Linked DNA regions of Homo sapiens: region 2 is linked to region 1. Evidence: read pairs that join two places in POLR2A ChIA-PET (ENCODE). Cell type or tissue: Caco-2. All regions are shown on one strand. Links, peaks and the distances in the headings refer to the core of each region. The heading gives the core; the rest is flanking DNA.

Region 1 (4,103 bases), core at 104-4,103:
CACCTGTCAGATGGGCTTGTGGCCTGCGTTGGGCAGGGACTCCCAGCAGGCTGCTGTCCGGCCACAGTTCAGCCTCTGCCCGAGGCCCGGCCCTGCCTGTGCTCCTTATCCTATAGCTGCAGGGCCAGCTGAAAGAAGCAAGGCGTTTCCCTCCCCCATATCCTGTTCTCGTAGCATTTATGGTGCAGTCTCCCACGCCTGACTGCTGTCTACTTAGAAAACTGCTGAAAGCCAGTTGCATTTCAAATAGTGTCTGTGCCACCTTCAGAGCCCTTTTGTGATCATGTTTTATCAGCTTATTTTATGTTTTATGTGTGGGGCCTTCGGCGATCTGGGGACATCTGGTCAACCAGGGCAGGCAACCTTGTTTCCAAGTGGCAGATGCCAGGGTGGGTCCAGTCTCCAGAAAGGGATTTTCCCTGGGACCATTGGCACCTGTTACTTGTAGTCTTTTCAGCCTTGGTCACATACCTGGGACATCATCTCCATATACCTGAAAGCAGAGTGGTTATTTGTTTGTTTTGTTTTTGAGACGGGGTCTTGCTCTGTCACCTAGACTGGAGTGCAGTGGTGCAATCTCGGCTCATTGCAACCTCCGCCTCCTGGGTTCAAGCCATTCTTGTGCCTCAGCCTCCTGAGTAGCTGGGATTACAGGCGTGTGCCACCATGCCAGGCTAATTTTTGTATTTTTAGTAGAGACAGGTCACCATGTTGTCCAGGCTGGCCTCAAACTCCTGACCTCAGGTGCCCGCCTTGACCTCCCAAAGTGCTGGGATTATAAGGATTATAGGTGTGAGCCACCACACCCGGCCTGAAAGCACAGTTATTGTTAGAATGGCAGCAAACAGAAAACTTGTGAAGGACTTCAGTAAAAACATAAGAAACTTGGAAACCCCCTCCCCTGCCCTCCCCTCCCCTGCCCTCCCCTCCCCTGCCCTCCCCTCCCCTGCCCTCCCCTGCCCTCTCCTCCCCTCCCCTCCCCTGCCCTCCCCTGCCCTCCCCTGCCCTGCCCTCCCCTCCCCTCCTCTCCCCTCCCCTCCCCTTCCTTTTTGACAGAGTCTTTCTCTGTTGCCCAAACTGGAGTGCAGTGGAGTGATCTCAACTCACTGCAACCTCCACCTCCTGGGTTCCCCATGTTGTCCAGGTAGTCTCAAACTCCTGACCTCAGGTAGCTACCATCTCGGCCTCCCAATGTGCTGGGATTACAGGCATGAGCCACCGCACCCAGCCCAGAAACTTGGCTTATTTCTGGTGGGTGTGAGAACACACACAAGCTGACCCATGGCCACGTGGCGATCTGTGTTTTCAGTCAGGCTGCTCCTTCCTGGCAGTGGGGTCTGGGCACCTCCTCATTTCCTAGGAGGGGCTGAAGCCCAAGGCACCTGTGGGTGCCTGGAACGTGCTGACGTCATGGAGCGGGGGTGTCCTGCAAGTGCCTGAGGCTGGTTTTCTCCCCTCCAGGCCAGGAAGACCAGAGACTGGTGTGTTCCTGTTTGGAAACTGACAACAAAGCGGGGCACGGTCTGAAATAACTGTGTGTTCCCTTCCTAAGAAAAATACTCTGTGACTCTTAAACAAACACAAGACATTCCTTTTCTCCAGTGAAGAGCTGCAGGTCTTTGGTGACTCAGGCACAGCAGTAGGACCCCCTGTGTGAGCCCAGGCGTCAGGCATGTGTGTTGGGGGTCCCTCCACTCCATGATAAACTTCTACTCAAGTGCTCTGATTTGACAGTGACATTTTCAGATGTAGGAAACAGTTGTCAGCTGGGCGCGGTGGCTCCTGCCTGTAATCCCAGCACTCTGGGAGGCCGAGATGGGCAGATCATGAGGTCAGAAGATGGAGACCATCCTGGCTAACACGGTGAAACCCCATCTCTACTAAAAAAAAAAATGCAAAAAATTAGCCTGGTGTGGTGGTGGGCGTGTGTAGTCCCAGCTACTTAGGAGGCTGAGGCAGGACAATAGCGTGAACCCGGGAGGCGGAGCTTGCAGTGAGCCGAGATGGCGCCACTGCACTCCAGCCTGGGTGACAGAACGAGTCTCCGTCTCAAAAAAAAAAAAAAAAAAAAAGAAAAAGAAAAAAAGAAACAGTTGTTTTCTCACTTTGCCTCGGTTGGTTTTGTATTCAGAATGAAAACCTTGGGGCACCCAAAACACGGGGTTCAGAGAGGCCCCTGGAAGTCTCTGGTCTGCCCCACCGTGGGGTGAACAGAGCCTGCAGGCCAGAGTTTGCCGGATGACTTGGCCAAGGTAGGGTTCAAGTTCCAGCAGTGGTGTGTGGGCATGGAGACTCTGGCTTCCTGTGGCGGGGTCTGTGCCGCCTGAAGGCTGATTTTGGAAGCAGGCAGCAGTTGCAGCAGCTTCAGCCAGTGTGGAAATGTGGTTTTGAGGCCCTGGTCTCCAGTTGCCATCTGTAAGGAGGTCTGGAGGGCGGTCCTGCACAAGGCCTTGTCTGTGGCGGCCAACTCGGTCTGTTGGAAACTCTGCATGAAGACGGTGACCTTGTGGGAGCGGCTCAGGTGGAAGGGAGGGTGTTTCTTGTTTGTGGAGCACCTTTCTTCCTTCCCTTTGACAAATGATGGCAAGCATTTTCCTCAGCACCACACAGACTTCGGCATTGTCTGTTCTTGTTCTTGGCTCTGTTTTCAAGTCTTTGAGAGGTATCTTTGGAAAAGATATGGGGTGCCTAGGTGAGCGTCCCTTCTTGGTGAGAACAGCCAGAGAGCCCTGCTGGAGGACGGCCCAGCTGGGCTCAGTGACACGCCTGGTGTCACTCTCGGACGTGACCTGACGGAGCGGTTTTTCCTTCTAGTCTGGTAGGACGGCCCTTCAGATCGGGGACAGCCTGAACACCGAAAAAGCGACACTGATTGTCGTCCACACAGATGGGAGCATCGTGGAGACCACCGGGCTGAAAGGCCCGGCAGCTCCCCTCACCCCAGGTACAGCGGTGCCTGCACCCCAGGCCTCGGGCAAAACACGTTTCAGAATAGCTAGAATTTATTTCAGGGATTTATTTACTTGTTTCTTTTTGTGGTAAATTTGGAATATCATCTATTAATAGATTTTAAGTAAAAGCATTGGAATTTTCCTGACCAAGAAGTTTTTCCGCCGTTGAAGGAGGTGGCGCTGCCGGGGAGGTGGTGTCTGAGATGAGAGTGTACTATGCTTCCCGGTGTCCGGCCTCTCACCTTCAAACACTTTCTCTGCCCAAGGTCCTCAGTCTCCTCCAACCCCTCTGGCTCCCGGCCAAGAAAAAGGTGGAACTAAATACAACTGGGACCCTTCTGTGTACGACAGTGAGCTGCCCGTACGGTGCCGGAACATCAGCGGCACTCTGTACAAGAACAGGCTCGGCTCAGGTGAGGACTGCCACTTCAGACTCCAAAGTTGTATTCCCCTTTGTAACCCCCCTAGCATAAATTGGGGGCTGAGAAAGATGAAAATCATGGCACCTAGAACTAGTTAAGAAGACAGGGCTGGGCGCGGTGGCTGATGCCTGTAATACCAGCACTTTGGGAAGCCGAGGCGGGTGGATCAGAGGTCAGGAGATCGAGACTATCCTGGCTAACACGATGAAAACCCGTCTCTACTAAAAATACAAAAAATTAGTGGAGCGTGGTGGCAGGCGCCTGTAGTCCCATAGTCCCAGCTACTCGGGAGGCTGAGGCAGGAGAATGGCGTGAACCCAGGAGGCAGAGCTTGCAGTGAGCTGAGATCACGCCACTGCACTCCATCCTGGGCGACAGAGCGAGACTCCGTCTCAACAACAACGACAACAAAAAAACAAGACAAAAGGTGCAGGTGACACCCAGTTCCTGTGAACTGAGCTGAGGCCTGGGAGAGGCACGGGACAGGGCTGCGCCCAGGAACCATCTGGGGGTGAAAAGCCATCGTGACCCACGGGACAGGAGACAAGCGAGAAGAAGCAGGAGGGAGGCAGGGCTGGGACGTGTTCCTCAAGTTGCCAGGTTAGCTTGGGACTTGTAGATGAAGGCTCTGGAAGTGGGTACCAGAGGTGCTCAGTGTGGGACCTGGTTGAGCTTGCACTGCCTGTGGACAGCGGGTGGAGAGATCACGTAGGGGGTCAGAGGCACAGGC
Region 2 (4,514 bases), core at 210-4,209, 74 kb before region 1:
CTCACACCTGTAATCCCAACACTTTGGGAGGCCGGGGTGGGTGGATCACAAGGTCAGGAGTTCAAGACCAGCTTGGCTGAAATGGTGAAACCCTGTCTCTACTAAAATACAAAAAATTAGCCGGGCATGATGGCAGGCGCCTGTAATCCCAGCTACTTGTGGGGGCTGAGGTAAAGAGAATCGCTTGAAACTGGGAGGCGGAGGTTGCAGGGAGCCGAGATCGCACCACTGCCCGGGGCGCACTCCAGCCTGGGCGACAGAGTGAGATTCCGTCTCAAACAACAAAAAAAATGGGGGTGGCGACTTCAAGGCCAGTGGCTGGTGCATGTCGTGCTGCCCCCACAAGGTGGCACCATGACCCCATGCAGGAACCTGGCATCCCATGTAAGGTCTCAGCCACAACAGGACAGGAGGGGGGCGGGGGGCATGGGCAGGGCAGCCTTGACAGGGAACAGGAGGCCCAGGCCCTCAAGAGCAGGAGGGAGGGTCCGGCTGGGACTGCTCCTCTGAGAGGCATCCACATCTGCCCACGCTTGGAGGCTTGAGACTGTTCATCTGTGACCCACCTGGGACAGCACCTTGGGAGCCCCTGGCATCAGAAGCCTGCCCTTTGCCTAACTCCACCAATGGCCTCCCAGCAACAACCCTGACCTGGGTTCCCAGGTGGTGGCCCAGGCGGTGGGTTGTGTCTGGGGTACCCTGACCCCGACCCCATCTCTGAGTCCTAACCTAGGTTACAGCCCATCACAGCTGGGGCAGGTGATGCTTAGGGGACAAAGGGGACGGAGACAGTGAATGAAACAGCACAGGAAAAGTGACTGCTTTAATGTATTAGGCAAAATTTTACATAAAATCAGAAATCTATGATCTGTCCCTGCTCCAATTTGTAAAAAACGCAAGATTCATCAGAAGCCACGTGCAGTCAGATCCCAGCTGGCCGGCGGTGCAGATCTGGAGTCCAGCCTCAGGGATGCGCTACTTTCCATTCTCTGCATTGAACATTCGTTCCTAGAAACAAACAGAGCACGAGCTGTGTCTCCCCACCCTACCTTCTGCACCTTGAAGCCTCACAAGGCACCATGTGGAAGGAGGGAGGCCCTTGTGGGGTCTGCACTCTGTGTGGGGGCCACGGCCACAGGGTGGCCAATACCACAGTCACCACACAGGCCAGAGAGGAGCCAGGACCCACCAAGCATCCTGGGGGCACCCCTGGGTGCCATGCACCCTCCACCCTGGGATGGCCTCAACAGGCCCCACTTGCTGGACAGCACGTGAATGAGACCTGGGGTCTCACCAAAGTTTTAACTCTGCCCAGCTTGAACCCCGACGCCCAGGCCCGGGCTCTCATAGGGCTTGGCATATGTAGGTACCCACACACAACACTCACTGTCAGCATCCGCTCCAGCTTCACTGCATCAGCGGCAAACTTGCGGATCCCGTCAGAGAGCTTCTCCACAGCCATCTGGTCCTCGTTGTGCAACCAACGGAAAGACTTCTCATCCAGGTGGATTTTTTCCAGGTCACTGGCTTGGGCTGGGGGACAAGAACCAGCCTTCCATGCCTGCTCCATGTCCCTGCCCACCTTGGCCCCTTGGGCTCAGGGCCTGAACTGCTGCACCCAAGCATCTCCCACCAGGGCCAGGCCTTGGCCCCAGCAAGGCTCACGCTGGAAGTGGGGTTCAGCCCACAGAGCCTTGGCTGATGACTTGAGTGAGATGTGTTAGGAAAGCCAAGCCCTCCGTTGAGGTCTACTTCACCCTCATGTCTCCCAAGATGAGCTCGCCCCACAGGTGGGAGGGATCACCCACAGGGCAGCGTGGCACGGCAGTGCTGGCCTTGCCCGAGCAGGAGCCACAGCTGGGCAGTGGGGCCTCACCCGCCTTGGCTGAGAGCACAGGCACCAGCTTGGCGTTGTCCTGCAGCAGCTCTCCCAGGAGCTTGGGTGAGATGGTGAGGAAGTCACAGCCGGCCAGTGCTTTGATCTCGCCCGTGTTGCGGAAGGAGGCGCCCATGACAATGGTTTTGTAGCTAAACTTCTTGTAGTAGTTGTAGATTTTAGTGACACTCTTTACCCCTGGAAAGAGACCAAGCTGTGACCAGGAAGGCTTCGGCAGAGGTACCACCCCACCTGCCCTCCCAGTGCCTGCCGGCTGCACTACCTTGAGCCGCCACCCCTGCCTGCCCCGCGCCGACCTGTGCACCTCACTGCTTGTTGATGCGGCAGCTCCGTCTCGGGCTCTTCCTGCCTGAGGTGCTGCTGAGGCTGCTCCCCTTACCCCATTACCACAGAGGGACCCTCACCAGGGTCTTCCAGGGGCTCATAGGATTTCTTGTCGGTGTTTGCCACATGCCAATCAAGGATGCGCCCAACAAATGGGGAGATGAGGGTCACACCCGCCTCGGCACAGGCCACAGCCTGGGCGAAGGAGAAGAGTAACGTCATGTTGCAGTGGATGCCGTGCTGCTCCTCGAGCTCCCTGCGGGGCGGGGACAGGTGAGGGCGGGGCAGGTGAGGGCGGGGACAGGTGAGGGCGGGGGCGGGTGAGGGCGGGGACGGTGAGGGCGGGGATGGGTGAGGGCGGGGGCGGGTGAGGGCGGGGGCAGGTGAGGGCGGGGCAGGTGAGGGCGGGGCAGGTGAATGCAGGCCAGGTGCCCACCCAGAGCCACAGGCTGCCAAAGACGCTCACGGGCCTTAAACTAAAAAGGCAGGAACAGGCTCATGCCATTGTTAAGAACAAATCGGTAAGACTCGAGGGCTCTAAGTGGATAGTGGGTTATGGGTGACCAGGATTTTCTCCAACCCACATGACACAATAGACAAAGGCAAGGGAGGCCCTCTGGGTGCCCGTGCTCTTGCGCCAGGCCGTCACCTCATCCCAGAACTCACCAGGGCTCAGCTCCCAGGCTAGAACCACTGAGTCATCTCTGACCACATTCCAGTCCTCACCCTGTTCCACCCTACCCATTCCTGGGGCCACCCTGCAGCAGGCCCGTAGCACCCTGGTTTCTGCTGAGAGGAGCCCCTTGGCCTCACTAGGCCACTTGCCCAAATCCCAGTGCACTTTGGACATCCTGGGGTTGATCCCCAAGGACGGAGCAGTGCCCATACTTTGCCATGTGGCTGGGGCATGGGATGAGACAGCCAAGGCTCTGCTCAGGCACCTTCAGACACAAGTTCCCTCCCCAGGCGCCTCTGCCACATGGCCACACGGGGGTGTTCGAGGGGGACAGCAGATGGCACAGCTGAGTTGGGAAACAGCCTGCAGTTCCTCCAGCAGTCACCCAGAGACTCCACTCCTAGGCATATGCCCACGAGAAACAAAAACACATGTCCAGGACAAAACTTGCACATCTGTGTTCAGAGCAGCAGATGTGTTCATAGCAGCAGATGTGTTCAGAGCAGCAGCATACATCACAGCCCGAGAAATGGAAACCGACCACAGCAATATACATCACAGCTCAAGAGATGGAAACTGACCAGGTGTCCACCAACAGATGAATAACTGTGGCCTATCCATAAAATGGAGTATTTTCCAACATATAAAAACAAATGGTCCGGCCAGGTGCAGTGGCTCAAACCTGTGATCCCAACACTTTGGGAGGCCGAGGCGGGCGGATCACCTGAGGCTGGGAGTTTGAGATCAGCCTGACTAACATGAGAAACCCCATCTCTACTAAAAATATAAAATTAGGCGGGAGTGGTGGCGCCTGCCTGTAATCCCAGCTACTCCGGAGGCTGAGGCAGGAGAATCTCTTGAACCCCAGAGGTGGAGGTTGCAGTGAGCTGAGATAGCACCATTGCACTCCAGCATGGACGAGAATGAAACTCCGTCTCAAAAACAAAAAAAAACAAAAAAACACACAAATGAGGCCAGGCACAATGGCTCATGCCTATAATCCCAGCACTTTGGGAGGCCAAGATGGGTAGAGATCTCTTGAGCCCAGGGGTTCGAGACCAGCCTGGGGAACGTGGTGAAATTACCCAGGAGTGGTATGTGTGCTTGTCATCCCAGCCACTTGGGGGACTGAGGTGGAAAGATAGCTTGAGCCTGGAGTCAAGGCTGCAGTGAGCCAAGTTCGTGCCACTGCACTCCAGCCGTGGTGAAAAAGTGAGATGCTATCTCAGAGCAGGTCAGTGATGGCAGGTGGTAGAACATGCAGACACACAGATGTGGAAACAAAACACCTCTTCCTGATGCGAATTATTTGAGTATAGCATTGGCTGCTTCTGGGTGAGAACATCATAGAGGAGTTTTACTTTGTTTTATACATTTTCTGTCTCTTCCACTCTGAACGTACATATGTTTGGTTTGGTTTTTCTGAGACAGGGTCTCACTCTGTCACCCAGGCTGGAGTGCAGTGGTACGATCATAGCTACTGGAACCTCAACTTCCCAGGCTCAAGCGATCCTCCCGCCTCAGCCTCCTAAGTAGCTGGAATCACAGGGGTGGGCTAGTTTTTCTTTTCTTTTTTTTTTTTTTTTTTGAGATGGAGTCTCATTCTGTCACCCAGGC

Evidence for each region. ChIA-PET counts read pairs that join two places held together with the same protein. Peaks named below come from ENCODE experiments on the same cell type or tissue, not always from the same donor. Only the 100,000 strongest peaks of a DNase experiment are listed, where the experiment ranks them.
Region 2: POLR2A ChIA-PET joins it to region 1 with 6 read pairs; 14 of 35 experiments call an interaction of 5 or more read pairs at or near these places.

What each region holds. Positions count from the first base shown.
Region 1 is chr11:687,172-691,274 of GRCh38, reverse strand. DEAF1 (DEAF1 transcription factor) reads left to right here. Exons shown (of 12, transcript NM_021008.4): 3 at 2,815-2,944; 4 at 3,218-3,364. Among named protein-coding and RNA genes, the nearest start is that of DEAF1, 6.0 kb to the left of the region's middle. RefSeq lists enhancers at 1,787-2,710, 3,688-4,103. In Caco-2, for the core only: no CTCF peak of the experiment used is centred there; no DNase peak of the experiment used is centred there.
Region 2 is chr11:761,307-765,820 of GRCh38, reverse strand. TALDO1 (transaldolase 1) reads right to left here. Exons shown (of 8, transcript NM_006755.2): 5 at 2,302-2,477; 6 at 1,877-2,074; 7 at 1,388-1,533; 8 at 809-1,008. The coding sequence ends at 976. Among named protein-coding and RNA genes, the nearest start is that of GATD1, 14 kb to the left of the region's middle. RefSeq lists a silencer at 69-482 and an enhancer at 2,034-3,233. In Caco-2, for the core only: CTCF peaks have their summits at 354 (motif pointing right) and 3,814; DNase peaks (open chromatin) are centred at 390, 2,490 and 3,200.